Regions from separate parts of the Homo sapiens genome. Here region 1 is linked to region 2. The links are chromatin loops, found by intact Hi-C in ENCODE. Cell type or tissue: OCI-LY7. All regions are shown on one strand.

Region 1 (8,000 bases), 280 kb before region 2:
CAGGAGAATGTGTTCCAAGATGAATTCCCTCCATTAATCCTGCTTCCTTCCATGGTAGCAGAAGGGTTTTTTATGAGTTGAATCACAGTAGAACACAAAGGCTAGTGAGATTTTCCATCTGCCTTGATTGGTGGTTTATTCTCCCAAACCATCTGGCCCAGATTTCTGAAATGTCCATTTGTGTTAATCTTATGAATTGTAGGGGTTGTGGGTTCCTCCCTAGCATGCTGGTTGGATGGGTAGATGCCAGTGGACTCTAGGAGACAGCCTTAGAGAACTGAGCATTCAGGCCAGATGAATCAGATTTAAACTCCGTTCCTGCTGCTGACCAGCTGCGCAGCTTTGGGCAAGTGTCTTCCCTTCTTCAAGCCTCAGTTTCCACATCTGTTAGCTGGGCACAGGATAATAGGGGCCTTGTTTAAGCCCATGAAGTGTAGTGAAAATCAAATAAGGTAATGCAGTCATGAACAAAAGCCTTTTTAGATTATAAATGGCTGAGAAAATGCAATGAAATCTATCCAGGGCAATGATCTCTCCTGAGATCCATCACCAAGGGACCCAGCAAGATGGACTGAGAGACAGTCTGGTGGAGCAGAAGCTCTGCCACTTAGCTGTGTAATCTTGTGCTCTTGGTACCCCACTTTCCTCATCTTTAAAATGGGAATAAATAAAATCTATCACCTACAGTTGTGGTGATGTTTCTATATATGTAAAGTGCTTGGAAACAGTACTTGGTGCCTAGTAAGTACCCAATAAATGCTGACTGTTTTATTTTCATGTATATTTAACAAGGACTGTAAAAGGCTACAGGGGAGAGTCAGACTTTGACCTCTGATAGATGTGGAGTTCAAATCCAAACTTGCCTCTTGACAAGCTGTGTGACCTTGGGCAAGCCGCTTCATCTCTCTGAGCTTCAATTTTCTCCTCTGTGCAATGGGGATGATAATGGCAGGCACTATTTATAGCTACAATGATATGACAGCTGGTTCCTATTAAACACTGAAAACTGACAGCTGTTATTACATTGTTAGTATCTCCTCCCTTCTCCCCAGCCCCTCAGTGTCCAGATGTTCCTCGCTCTTACCTCGCTCTTCCTCCTTCTCCCGGACAACCCTCCCCTTGAGGGCTCGGCTCCAGGCTCCACCGTAGTCGCCAAGCTTGGCTCTCTCATTCCCATCCTTGCCCTTGAACCAGGGTCCGTACCTGCGAGCAATGCTTGAGGCTTCACCTGTGTCCCGGAAACCTCTGCCCAGATGCATGTCACCCAAGAAGGACAGCTCAGCACCCTCAGCTGGGCCTCCTGCAGCAGCGGGGTTCGCCTGGTTCCCCGAGACAGCGGGCTGGCCCACAAAGCCAGAGTGAAGGAAGACAAGGCTCCCAGCAGTCAGGTAGAGTGCCAGGAAGGTAAAGAAGCGCACAGGTTTCCGGCGGAAGTACCGCTGGAATTTGAACCAGAGCTTGGCCATAGTGGGATCATTCCGGACTGGCTCTCTGGGGCTTGGCTGGGGTGCTTGGGAGAGGATGGAAGGGGCTTGGTTTCCCAAGCTTTCCTTAGGGATGGAACACTTGGGGGTCCTCAGTCTCACTCTTCCTGAAAAAGTGATCACCAAGGCCAGAAGGGGAGGGCAAGTTCAATGCTTGGCTGAGGCCATGAGAAAGGATGGAGCTTACCAGCCCTCCCAAACTGAAGGTGAGCTTCTTTGGGCCAACAAGGGGGTTTTGAGGCTCAGAACACACATAAGTTGGTCCCATTTTCCTACATATTGTTCTTCACTTCAGAGTGTTCCTAAAGAACTGTGAGAATAGCACTTGGAGAAGGTTTCTGAGGGTTACCAGCAGCTGCAGTTCACTTCTTGCCCTTTCTCTGCTCCTCAGGCCAATGGATCTGGGTTATTTCACTGGGGGCCTTGTTTCTGGCCTCTTCCCCAGCTGAAGACCAAGCTTGGCCTTTCTACCTCATGGGAACAGAAGCTGGTGGGCCTCCATCCAGTCAGGCATCAGGACTCAGGGATGCCACCTGCAAAACAGCAGAGACACAGGCATGAGAAGCCCCTTCACCAAAGCACAGAACCCACAGGGTTCTTGAGCATCCTACAGGGAAATGCAGAGGCCCGGAGAGAGGAGGAAACCACCAATGGCATGAAACAGTTTAAGAGCAGTGCTAGATAAAGAGCATCCCTGAGTCTTCTAGAACACTGCCTTTTTCTTGACACCAAACTGGGAATTTAGGGACCTGGATCCTAGTGGGCCCTAGTTGGGGACAAACTTTGTCTTGGACAAGCACAGGTTCTTATGGGCCAGTGGTTTGCTTTGCTCCATACTTCCTATATATTTGTCAAATATATACTGATCCAAGGATTACCTTAAGTCTGAAAAGTACTTTCAAGGTCCTTGCTGAACTACCTGCTGAACCTGGGCAATTCTGAACCAGACCAGATTCATTCATTTTTTTTCCCAACAAACACTCAGTGAGACCTACTTTGTGTGAGGCACTGTCCTAGGTGCTGGAAATTAAGCTGTGAGCGGCAGAGGCAAAATCCCCTCTTTCATAGAGCTCACATTCTAGTGGGAGAAATAAAATCCATAGCCCCTCTCCTCTATCCAAGAAGGAAAAGGAAAAAGAAGGAAAGTAGGGTTATTTAGCAGCATATTTGTCCATTCAGTGTTTATTGAGTGTCTACCATGTGCTCAGCTTTGTGCCCAGCCATCTACACTTGTCTCCTTTATTGCTCCCAACATTCCTATGAGAGGTAACTATTTCTCTTCTTTACAGATGAGGAAATGGAGGTCACACAGCTGGTGAGTGATGGAGCTGGGATCTGGACCCAGGACAGTCCAAATCGCAAATCACAGCTCTTAACCAGTGTCTCTTTGACTCTGCCTCTTTCCCACATAGTCTGGACATCACTTGAGAATTCAGAGACAGCCCCCCAGACGGTAGCCCATCCTTACAGCCTCCCGGTCACCAGCATGGCTCACCCTTTGTCAGGGTCTCCCGGGTGTGGGTCTGAGAAACAACTGATTCAGAATCACCTGAGAGCCTGGTGAATATAGATTCCTAACCTTTCCAACCAGAATGTCTGGTTGAGGGGGAAACCCACATCTGTAACCAGGTGCTCTCAGATAATGGTAATGAGCACAGAGAGTTGAGTACCACAGCTTTATGAGTAAATGTTCAGGATCATCAGTCAAGAGGAAAAATAGAATGTAAATTAGAAAACAGAAAACCCCATTTAGCCAATGCTTTTTCATATTACCACCAGCAGGGGGCCCCATGACCATCTTAGCCAACGCCTGAGATTCCATAGTCAGCCAATGGAAGATACAAATTGTAACATACTCTCCTAATCCAGACAGTAGTGTGGGCATTTAACTGTGGTTTAAGGTAGAGTCTGCCATCCCATTTATTCAAGAACTAAGTACTGAGCACATACTATGTCACCCTCGTAGGCACTTGGAATAAATAAGTGAACAAAACAGACAAAAATCCATGCCTTTGTAAAGTCAAACTATCTGTCCATCTATCCATCCGTCTGTCATCCAGCAGTCCACCTACCCATCCAGTCATTAAGCCAACCCTCTATCCATCCACCCATCCATCCATCCAACCATTCATCTGTCTGTCATCCAGCATCCACCCACCCATCCATTCGTTAACCCATCCGTCCATCCATCCATCTATCCATCCATCCATCCATCCATTTGCCTTCCGGCAGTTCACCTACCCATCTATTCATTGAACCATCCATCCACCTACCATTAATCTATTCATTAATCTGTCCAACTATACATCCATTCATCTATCCATCTGAACTATAGCAGCCCATCCATCCATCCATCCAACTCTCCACCCATCCAGTCATCCACTCATTCTTCCATTTATTTAAAAACATATGCTGATTGCCTACTATGTGTGTGTTTGAGATGCAGGAATAAATAATTCACAGTCCCTGCTTTCAGAGAATTCAGAGTCAACTGAGGGAGAAAGCAATGTAAACAATCACTATGCTAGACAGACTATGATAAATCCCATAGTAGATGTGTGTACAGGATACAGCAATCAATATTATAGTTAATGTTTATTGGACAGTTAATACATGCCAGACATTCTTCTACACATATACATACTCTCATTTAAACATTTCTATGAGGGAGACCTATATCTATTTTTACACAAGAGGGGAATGAGTATCAGAGAGATTAGGTAACTTGTTCAGGGTCACAGAGCTAGTAAGTGGCAGCAGGATGGTAAACCCAGTGCCACCTGATTTCAAAGCCTATATTCCTAACCGTATGTCTATTCTGGTCTTGTAACTCTTTGAGGATCTCATGACAACTATAGATATATGCCCAGAAAAAAAAAAAGCCCTTGCACATAAGCTCCCAGAATTTGGCTTAAAATATCAGGGTGGGGTTTGGACCCTGGGTTGAGAAGCCATGGAATGTGGGAGCCCAGGGAAGTGAGGGTCTGCAACTGCCTGGGGGAACCATAGAGGGCTTCCCCAGGGAGGAGTCTTTGAGCCAGTAGGTCTTGCAAAAGGAGTCAAAATTCTCTGGGTGAAGGAGCAACAGAAGGTTAGCCCAGGGAAGAGGAACAGCCCACATGAGGGTGCATCACTGAGGGGTAAGAAACAAAGGAGCTTGGGGGACTGTGGGCTGGGAACACAGCCAAGCAGTGGGCAGGAGCCAGACCATGGGAAGCCTTGGATGCCAAGCTCAGGAGTTGGGACTGTGTTCTAAAAACACACATGAGAATCCACTGAGGTTTCATGGTCGTGCCAACACGTGCCAGATGTTTCTGCAGCTGGGATGGGATGAGAAAAAGCCAGCAGTCCTCGTGGGATGGGCAAGGGGACACCAGCCCTTCCAGAGGCACTCAGGCAAGAACAGAGGTGGACTCCACAGGCAAACAGACCTGGGTTCAAATCCTGCCTCTTCCATTACCCCAGGTGAGTGACTGGGGCAAGACATCCCTTCTCAGCAAGACTCAGGTTCCTCACCTGTAAAGTGGCCTAAAGGATCTTGACTTCTCCCCTAAAAAGTATGTTGCTGGAAGGACTGAATTAAACATTGTAGGAGGAATACCTGATGCATAGGAGATGCTCAAGATAAGCCCCACCTCCGCCCCTCAAGGGCACATGTGAGACACTTGAAAGCCATTTGCCACCTCAGCACATTTGCTGTCGTGGAGACAGCAAAGTTTTCAGCTGTAGTGTTCCCTGTGGCTTTCTGCCTCTCTCAGGATATTTCTGGGTCTAGTCCTTTTTCATTGTTCCCTCTTCGTTCTTTCATATTCCAACACATCTCTTCTCTAAGTGGGTGCGAAAGGGGCTTTAAGAGGATAATGAGCTCATTAGGGGCTGGCAGGGAACAGAATGAGACTGAGGCATGGGTGATGTGGAAAATGAAGGAGATCTGCCGGAGGGATGTGGACCGTGTGGAGAGGGGCTGTGTCCACCCCCCACTTTCAGAGCTCCCTTTTCTCCTGGGGAGGGAAGGTGCTGACCTGAGCCATCCCACAGCATCCTGCCGGTGCTAGGAGGAGGCAGGGGCTCGCCCAGAGGAAGAGCCCCCTGGAAGCTGAGCCCCATGGAGGGGATAAGGCTATTTGATACATAGGAGGGTCCCAAGAAACACTGGTAGAGAAAAATGAGTAAAAAGAGTCAGGTTCATCCCCCCAGGGCTTACACCTACAACCATGGCTTCACACACTGGCCAAAACACTCAGGTGACAGCCTTGGAGAACTGTAAATCCAGGGCTCTGTGGAGGTAGCATTTGTGTTACTCAGCACTGGGTGGTTCTGGGGTTCAAGGGTTCCAGGATTCGGCTGAGCCAAAGCCCCATATCCTCAAAGGTATCCCAGACTCCCCTGCCTCCCACATCCATCTGTCATTCTCTCTCTCCTGCCTCTCTCTCCATCTCTGTCTCTCCAAGTCTCTCTCTAGTCTGTCATTGTCCCTTTCTGCTATCTCTCTCCAGAGAGAAATTCTGCCTCAAAGGTAATGGGGAAATGAAACTAACTGCATTTGTTGAATACCTACTATATGCTGGATACTGTGTTTGAAGGTTTTACAAATACGTTCTCCCATATTCCTCCCTCTGGGATAGCTGCAAGGCAGGTGTGATGTTTCTTCACAATCCACAGATAATGTGTCTACAACCCTGGGTGAGACAGGGGCTGTTGGCCTTCAGCAACCCACTTCTCTCTGTCTCTATTTGTTCATAGCATGTTGAGGATTATAATTGTATTAATATCCCCTCCTGTCATTCACTTACAGGTGTGAGGTCCAGACAGGGGACTTCATCTCTCTGAGCTGCCATCTTCTCTCTATAAAGTTAAGTCAACCATAGAATGCCCCTCCCAGAGGTGTGGGGAGGATTCGATGAGACAATCCACAGGGCTGGCTATCACGACTTCATCCCCCTTTATTTTATGTGACACCTCTCTAAGCCTCAGTTTCCCCATCTGTTAAATGTGGTGGACGACCTCTACTCTGCCTCCCCCCCAGGGCTGGCATGAGTTTCCACAGGGAGGAGGCTGAGAGGCCCCCTTTGTGGGAGTGGCAGCATTTGGTTACTGCAGTTCATGTTTCCAGCAGGAGCCTCAAAGTGTCTAAACACAGACTATTTTTAGCACCAGAATGAGGCTCTGGTGTTGAGCTGCCAACTTGAAGATGGGTGGGGAAGAGCTGCCTGCAGGGGAAAGAAAAACAGAGGCATAGCCTGCCCTGTGGTTCCTTACCTCCCCTGGGAGTAAAATTATGCCTCCCCCTTCCAGGTTCTATTGGCTAGGGTAGGCCAGAATGGAAGCCTGTGAGGCTGGGTAGGGGGCTGACTCCCTCTCTGTAATCCCCAGCACCTGACTTGGGGGGCAGAGGCAGTTCGGAGGGACTGGGCAGGCCCAGCGACCAACTGACCCCCAGACCACCCAAGCTTCACCGAGAAATAGCTATTGAGAAATCAGGTTCATGAAGGTTTGATTTCTTAAGAGTTCTGGGTAGGAGACCCATCTGGGAAGTTTCCAAGAAACTGGGGAGCCCAGGTAAAATTTCAGTCTTGTTCTAATAATAAAAATATCAGAAGTCACTGGTGTTTGTTGAGCGCATACTATATGCCAGTCATCTTATTCCCATTGTGCCTTTTAATCCCCACTATCATTCTTTGAGGTGGTCATTAACTTCTTTGAACATCAGTTTCCCCATCTATAGAGTGATGATGTAATATAATTTATCTCTTAGGGTTAGCGTGAGAACTAAATAAGTCAATATATACAAATATATCATATCTATATGTATTAGGTGCAAATGCTACATCTTATAATAATTTCTGGAGAATACATGTGGTTTTGCCTGTTCAGTGCCCCTTCATTCTGATACAAGGACTCTATTTTCCTTCACGGAATTTCTCCCTCATTAATTCTCAGCTCATGTGGCTTGGATAGAATGGATTCCTCTTGCCAGTTGCTGCAGACATTCCTATACCTCCCTCCTGATGCATGTATATAATAATTAATGTAGAGTGCATGTATACCTAGGAGTGAAAGCGCTAGTTTTTGTCTGTTTGTTTTTGTTTTTGTATGAGCATCTTATGATTATCCTAAAAGATGCCAGTTTTTTTCCAAGGTTGCTGTAGTCACAACTTCCCCAGTACAGTTTGAGCATTCCTGCTGCTCCAAATCCACACCAACACTTAATGTTGTCAGTCCTTTCCTTTTTGGTCAGTTTGGTAGATCTGTAACAGATGCCATATGTGCCCCACCCACAGAGTTAAATTCTGAATGTTCATCTGGTTGTCTGAGGGGTTTCTCCAGCACCTTGAATGCTTTTTGTGCTTGTGTGGTTGGCAGGCAAGACATGCTAGAATATTAACATTTGGAAGCAGCTGCAAATATGACTGATGGGAGTTGGTGTATAAATGCCCCAGCTCCCTTGCTCCTCAGCTGGAATAACTCTGCAGTGTGTATTTCTCCAGTGGGACTTAGCCTCAACCACCCTCTGTA
Region 2 (8,000 bases):
TTGAGAAAAGCATTTATATGTTGATAAAAATTTCCTTGTTATATTTATCATTTACAGTCAGTAGTAAGAACATTAAAAAGTTAAAATATAGGTGCCAGATGTTAGTTTCATTCCTGTGAATTTATTGAAATAACAGACAAGTAAATACAATTCTATTTGTCAGTGAAAAATATTTTTTAAAATCTTGTCAAGTGTAAATTTTACTAATAGGGTAAGTCCTCACCTAATGTCATTAACAGATTCTTGGAAACTGCAACTTTAAGTGAAACAATGTACTACAACACCGATGTTACCATAGGCTAATGGATATTAACTAGAGTTAAGTTTCTACAGGCATATTTCTGGCCACAAAAACATCACCAAACTTTTTTTTTTTTTTTTTTTGAGATGGAGTCTCGCTCTGTTGCCCAGGCTGGAGTGCAGTGGCGCAATCTTGGCTCACTGCAAGCTCCGTCTCCCGGGTTCACGCCGTTTTCCTGCCTCAGCCTCCCGAGTAGCTGGGACTACAAGCACCTGCCACCACGCCCAGCTAATTTTTTCTATTTTTAGTAGAGACGGTGTTTCACTGTGTTAGCCACGATGGTCTCGATCTCCCGACCTCGTGATCCGCCCCCCTCAGCCTCCCAAAGTGCTGGGATTACAGGCGTGAGCCACCGCGCCCGGCCAAACATCACTAAACTTCTAAATGAAGACCAAAACATTTCTAGTATTAAACATTGAAATAAATGTGAGCTATACATACACTTAAGAAAGATTAATAAAAACAAGTAAGATAATCATTAACCCAGTAATTCCAATTCAGGGTTGCAGGTGGCCACAGCCTATCCTGGCAGCTCAGGGCACAAGGCAATAAACCACACTGGACAGGATGCCATCCCCTCACAGAGCACACTCACACCCACACCCACACTCACTCAGATGGGGCCATTTTATTTATTTTTTTTGAAACAGAGTCCCTCTCTGTCACCCAGGCTGGTGAGCAGTGGCGTGATCACAGCTCACTGCAGTCTTGACCTCCCAGGCTCAGGTGATCCACCCACCTCAGCCTCCCAAGTAGCTGGGACTACAGGGGTGCACCACTACCCCCCGATAATTTTTGTATTCTTTGGAGAGATAGGGTTTCACCATGTTGCCCAGGCTGGTCTTGAACCCTTGGGCTCAAGTGATCCTCCCTCCTTGGTTTCCCAAAGGGCTGGGATTACAGGTGTAAGCCACCACACCTGGCCCAGACTGGGCCCATTTAGACATGCCAATTCACTTGATGTGCACATCCTGGGAATATGAGAGGAAACCAGAGAGCCAGAGAAAACCCATGAACACATGGGGAGAATGTACAGACTGCACCCAGATGATGGCCTTGGCTGGGAATTGATTTTTCTTTTTCTCACCAACATTATAATGAAACATTTTAGTATTATTCCAGGACCTGCTGTACAGTAACTTTAAAGGACTGAAGAGCAGAAAACTGACATTTATTGACTGTCTACTATTTCCAAGAGCTACCATTCCCAGCCACTTTTTAATCATCACCACAACTTTATAAGGCAGGGATTATTAGCCCCGTTGTTGGAGAGAGGCTCAGAGAAGTGAAGTGACTTGTCCAAGGTCACACAGCAAGTGAGATGACCAGAACTTAAACCTAGGTCTGTCTGAGTTCAGCCCTTCACAAATCACCATGCTGCCTCCCTCTCTTCAAAACATAAAGCAAACAAATAAAACAATTCACTATTTGCCTGGGAAATTGTTGGCAAGAGCAAGACAGGATTGGAGGAAAATGTATTCCCAGACATACTGTAAACCTCCTGACTCCACTGGACAACTTCTTTTGGGGCCTGAGAGCAACAGTTGCTGGGATTCCCTTCATCCACCACAGCATCAGGTGTGGGCCAGGGTCTGGTTGCTGAAGGGTCCAGCCAGAGGTCCCAACCATCCCATGTCTGTGCCACCCCTGGTGCAAGGGACAGTAGATTCTCCCAGGCAGGAGCAGAGAACCACTGGGACTAACATGCAGGCACCGGAGAAATGGATTGTGTGTGTGTGTGTGTCTGCTCTGTGTGTGTGTATATATATACACACATATATGTGTATATATACGTATATATACACATATGTATACACACATATATATACACACATATGTATATATACACATATATGTATACATATATGTATATATGTGTGTGTATGTGTGTGTGTGTGTATATATATGTCTGTTTTTCTCCCTCTTTTCCTCCATCCTCTCTCTCTCTCCATTCCTTCTTAGCCCTGTCCCTGACCCTGTCCTTCTGCCTCCCTCTCTATCTTCCTCTCCCTCTCCCTCTTGGTTCTCTCCCTTCTCACTCTCCCCTTGAATTGCTCCCCCATCTCTGCTTCTCTCTCTACTTGCTGCTCCATCTTTCCCAAATGTCCTCCCAGTGTCCAGGGCAGATGTCACCACTCAGTTCCCTAGCTTACATACCCTCACACACCATTCCTGCACAGACAGACCAGCATTCATAAATCCTAAGTCTTAGTTCCCGGGAGAGAAGCAAGAGTGGGCCCAATGCGGGTCAAGGGTCCACCCCAGGTCTTCTCGGCCATGCCAAAAATTCAGCTGCCTCCAGGAGACTCTCCATCACCTTCTCCTTCTTCTCCTCCTTCCCATCACATTCCAATGAACTCCACGACCTGCACAGGATGAAGGCAGGTCAGGACCTGTGTTTTGTCTAGGCTCGAAGCCTGGTTAGGCCCTAGCTCAGTGCGTGGACTATGGAGCCAGACCACATGGGTTCAAATCCCACTTCAGCAACTTACAAGTCGGTGACCTGGGCCAGGGGGTTAATCCTTTGAGTGTCTCAGCTCCTCCATCTGCAAAACAGAGATAAGAATAGTGCCCCCTCCTCAGAGCTGTTGTGAGGATAAAATGCAGATGAGTATATGCGAGGAACTCAAAACAGCGCCCAGCACACAGAAAACCCTGTGTTGTCGATCACCATCATCTTTACATGATGACAGAGGCAGAGCCCAGGCAGCCCCTCAAGAGGCCAGTCAATACCCTCCAGGAACACATGTGCAGTGGAGCAAGTTGGGTTTATTACTCCTTGCAGGGACAAAAAGCATGCACCATGGGGGAACTGTGGGGTGTCAGTTTTAGGTTGGTCATTTGGGGCTAGGTGTCAGTAAGCAGTGGCTCCATAGTGATTGGATGCTGCCACGAACCCACTGGAAGGAAGAAACTCCGGATACATCTGAACATCTGAAGGAACAAACTCCGGACACACCATCTTTAAGAACTGTAACACTCACCACGAGGGTCCGTGGCTTCATTCTAGAAGTCAGCAGACCAAGAACCCACCAGAAGGAACCAATTCCGGACACACCAGGGGCAGATATTACACTATCTAGTTCATGTAGGGGGCAATGTCTCCTCATGCAGCAGGAAATGGGGAATGATGGAGGCCCGTTCCAGGACATGCTAGGAAATTCCCAAGGAAGTGGGGGCTATGCCCAGGGAGGTTGCATAATCTTGAGCAAATCACTTACACATACATCTTCGCCCATTCTCCAAGCAAGCTTTGCTTTACAGGACCCCTGGCAGCCATTTTTCCTAGCAGCCTTAAACAGAGGAAATTCCAGCTCAGAAAACTCAAATTTCAATTTTTGAACATGAAAATAGCAGGAAGGACCTGGAAGGCCACTTACAGCAGCCCAAAGAGTGAGGAAGTTAGATGCTGCCTGGAGGACTTCCCAGCCCTCTCCTCAGCCCAAGGAGAAGAGGATAAATCCCTCTCTGCCCCACACTGTCTCCTTCCCTGTCAGCAGAGGAAAGCCTGCTGGAGAAAGAATGGAAGGTGCCCCTTACAGGGCTGGGCAGAAGCAGAGAGGATTTATTCCAAGGGGTAGCCTCGTCCTGCAGAAATGGAGCCCTCCAGGGATCTGGATAGACTCCTGGGGACAGGCTAGTGCCTTCTTAGAGTGCAGCCTTTAACCCTAGGGGGACTGGGAGGAGGAAGTGCAAGACGCCTGGCAGGTTCTGCGCTTCCAGGATGAGCTGCTTCCAAACCATGAAAACATATCATCATTTGAAAGGGATGTGGGGCTTCAAGGCTTGTAGATGGAATACATATGACAACCATAACATAAAGAGCCACATGAATGTATATGACTGTTAGGCTTTCACATATTACTCGAGTTGGTAAGATACACCTCTTATTAGACTGAAAAGTGTGGCATAAATATTCTAATCCCCAGAACAACCACCTAAAAATAATTCCATACACATTCAAGACAAAATGGATAAAATGAAAAGTCCTATGTCAAGGAGATAAGACTAATGCAACCAAAACCATCTACATACAGGTTATGGGTGAATAAACATCCACCCAGAAGTTTTCATTTCTCTTGGGCAAATACATGGAACAGGATTGCTGGGTTATAAGGGAAGCATGTCTCTCTCCACCTGTCCTCCCCACCACAAGAGACCCCGTCAGAATCTGTTTAGCCCTTGAGGGGCTCTTCCCAATTCCGCTGGAGAAAGGGCAGGACATCTCGAGGGTGCTGACCCCAAAGCTGCCACCTGATGGCGCAGCAGTTCTCGCCCTCCTAGCCCAAGGGATCCCCGTCCTACGCCGTCCCCTGTCAGCGCTGGGGCCCCAGTGCGGGAGGGCCAGCTGCATTTCCCCATGAGCCTGTCTCCCTCATACCAAACACCCTCCACCGGCAGCTGCCCCCTGTGCACATTCCTAGGGTGATCTCTGCCCCCTCCCTTTCCTCCCCGGTGCGCCTTCCTTGCGGGTTCCATGAGCATGCGCGCCCATTCTTGGCTCACACATTCCAAAGGTGCATCCCAGCAACAGGCCCAACAGTGCAGGATGAGCCTTTGGCTGAGTTGGCAGCCAAGGAGAACTCGCCAACCTCGCTGTGCTGCCAAGACCTGACTTGACACTACTGCTCCCCTTTGCCCGTTACCCGTGAAAGCTTTGCTCCACAGCGCCCCCTGCAGGGGGCTGGCAGGGCAGCTGGCTGCCTGCCCTTGGCCCGTTCCTTGGCTGCCCCGGCTTCTGCACTTACCCTTGGTCCTGGACCAACTCCAAGAATTCAGTGACTTTACACTGGCTTTTCTTAGAGCCTCTTGGAGACAACATCCTAAGATACTGCAGACCCTGTGTTTTGTTTTTGGTTTTGAAGGCCCTCTGAGGGCCCTCAAATGGACCCTGAGGAAATGGATACCTGAGCAGGACAAGGACCTTGGAGTCACAGAGGTTCTCGATAATTAGAGAAAGGGGCCTGATGATACTGGGGGTGCACAGATCACATTTAGGTCCTTGAGGGTCAATGGAGGCCTCTCTTCTGTCGTGCCCAAGTCTGGGCCTCTGCAGAGAGACCTCCATGCCCAGAAATCAGAAGTCAGATTGAACAAGAAATCCCAGCCTTTCTAGGTGAGCTCCTGCCCCCAAAATGCTGTCTCCAGCTCACACAGCACCACAGGAGGTTTCCCGCCACTGAAGAGGAGGAGGGGGCCAGCCTCATTCCTCTCCCGGCTGCCCCTCCGGAGCTCAAAGACAGTGAGTGAGGAGGGACCCTGGTCTCCCTCTTTGGCTACAGAGGTTTCCCAGAGGAAGATCTGGAGTGAAAAGGCAGCAGATGCAACACAAGGGCAGAAACTCACCTCCAAGAATGGCTCCCTCGCATCCACAGTACTGGCCCCTTCGATGCAAGTTTCCTCTGCTGCCATGCAGGCGAGGGGAGCCTCTGACGCTGTACCTCCCTCCCAGCTGGGGTTCCGACTCACGGCTGAAGACCTGGACCTGGAGAAGGAAACAGTGCTGCTATGCATCAAAAGTGCATTGTGGGGTGAGGCCAAGGCCATCCGGGACTGGGGAGCCTTGCAGCCTTCCCATATTTTGCCACCACCTGCGGCAGCAATGGCTCCTCTGCCCACTGCCTCTCCAGACCCCCTCCACCCTCTGGGACTAATGCACAGGAGGAGGGACGCAGGACGCAAGACTGCCCAGGCCCAGTAGCCCTCCTGGAATCTGCTGCAGTGGCTACCTCTATGCCTCCTGTGTCTGGGAGGAAGCACAGCTCACCAGGGCCCCTGTTCTCCCCCTTAGAGCTCCATCCAGTCACCTCTTCATACTTCCTGGTCTCAGCCTTGCTGACCCTGCTCCCTCCTCATCATCAGGCAGATACAGAGCACTGCAGCAAAAAAGAGAGGGGTCCCAAGCACCACACACTTCGTGGGGGAAGCTTGGGCCTGAACAGCAGTAGTCCCTGTAGCCAGAGCACCCAAACCATGGGACCCAGCGCCAGGAATAATTGTTCGCAGGCACTGTTGCCCATGCTTTTTAAGCCACATCCCTAGAGGGCTACCCAAGCAGAAACCCCACATTTCAAGTTGGGGGCCTAATACCACTTGCAAGCAAGGCTGCCCCTAGGTGCATGCCTGCGCCAGCCTCTGACCCTAGGAACCGTACTTCCCATGTGGGCACAGAAAGGCAGAACCTCACCTTTAGGTCTCCCTCATCCCCTGTCCAGGGTTCTGCAGGGCCTTCCTCCTCCAGGTTGGGTTCCACTCCCTTGGGGTCCAAGAGGGAAATGCTGGTCTGAGAGGAGAACTTCCTGGAGCCAGTGCCCACCCATCCCCCCAGGCTGGACTTTGTGTGAGCCTGTTTAGTTGGGAAATGCAAGGCTAGCCCCTACCTCTGCCATCCTGGAGGGCTAGAGATATAGCATTCCAGTCCCACCCCTTCCCTCGAAGCTTTAGTCTGAAAGTAGGTAGTTTGAGGCTCTTAAATTGTCCTATCCCAGTGGTCAGAGTCCTCATAGCAATAGACAGAGGTAGCATTCCAGTCCCACCCCTTCCCTGAAGATTTAGTCTGAAAGTAGGTGGTGTGAGGCTCTTCAATTGTCTTATCCCAGTGGTCAGAGTCCTCATAGCAATAGACAGAGGGCCCTTGGTTTATTTCACTCCAGTCCTGAAGCAGGTGGGATACTCCCTGCTGCCTACAGTTGACTCTCCTCTCCCGTTTTTTCCCCCAGAACCCTTGTGTGTCTTCTGTGTAACTTATAATAAAGCTTTGTTATTGCTTCTGTACAATAAGAATTCTCATGTCTCTGCTCCATAAATCAAGTGTGAAGAGAGTATTGACTTACATGAGCAGTGACAGATTTAACGGATTAAAATTTCCTGTAACCTACCTAATGGGGTGTGGAAAGCAGCACAGCTCAATGGCTAAAAGGACTCAGTATTAAATAGTGTTTGGGGTTTAAGGGATGGTTTGGGTTTAAGCCCAGGATCAAGTGGCCCCAGGGAAGGCACAGGCGGGGGACTCATCCCTGCCTGTAAGCACAGGTCTCTGACTTGGAGTAGACTGGATCATCCCTAGAAGTCCAGACTCTACACGTTTAGTCTTTTTTAATGTGGATTGCTTTTTCAAACATTTTTGCTTTTAATTCAAACTTGGACAAATCACTTACACATATATCTTACCTAGAGAACATAGGCCCAGCATCAAGTCTCCTGGCCTGGGGCAAACAAGGAAGAAAACTCTCTTCTGTAATCAATAGAAAATTAAGTCTAACTGGATAAAGAATATGTGCTACATATACACCATGGAATACTAGGCAGTCATAAAAAGGAATGAGATCATGTCCTATGCAGGGATGTGGAGGGCGCTGGAGGCCATTATCCTCAGCAAACAAACGCAGGAACAGAAAAGCAAATACCACCTGTTCTGGCTTATAAGTGGGAACTAAATGATGTGAACACATGGACACATGGAAGGGAACAACACAGTGGGGCCTGTCGGAGGGTGGGGAGTGGGAGGAGGGAGAGCATCAGGAAGTATGGCCAATGGATCCCTAGGTGATGGGATGATGTGTGCTGCAAACCACTGTGGCACATGGCATAGGTTTACCTACGTAACAAACCTGCACATCCTGCACAGGCACCGCTGAACTTCAAAGTTGGAAATGTTTAAAAATCTTTTAAAAAGGGAAGGAAAAAAGCTTAATCCTAA

Evidence for each region. Peaks named below come from ENCODE experiments on the same cell type or tissue, not always from the same donor. Only the 100,000 strongest peaks of a DNase experiment are listed, where the experiment ranks them.
Region 1: it touches region 2 in a loop (3-fold over the local background); 22 of 110 quality-filtered maps call a loop at or near these places.

Annotation. Positions count from the first base shown.
Region 1 is chr12:108,189,299-108,197,298 of GRCh38, reverse strand. It overlaps WSCD2 (WSC domain containing 2), which reads right to left. Exons shown (of 9, transcript NM_014653.4): 2 at 1,085-2,017. The coding sequence starts at 1,466. LOC124903077 (a long non-coding RNA gene) reads left to right here. Exons shown (of 3, transcript XR_007063583.1): 3 at 6,280-6,337. Among named protein-coding and RNA genes, the nearest start is that of WSCD2, 64 kb to the right of the region's middle. In OCI-LY7, CTCF peaks have their summits at 3,060 and 3,259 (motif pointing right); a DNase peak (open chromatin) is centred at 3,268.
Region 2 is chr12:107,909,481-107,917,480 of GRCh38, reverse strand. LOC105369964 (a long non-coding RNA gene) reads right to left here and starts at 4,730. Exons shown (of 4, transcript XR_945320.2): 1 at 3,523-4,730; 2 at 2,794-2,847; 3 at 2,459-2,667; 4 at 1,193-1,690. In OCI-LY7, CTCF peaks have their summits at 4,765 and 4,974 (motif pointing left); no DNase peak of the experiment used is centred here.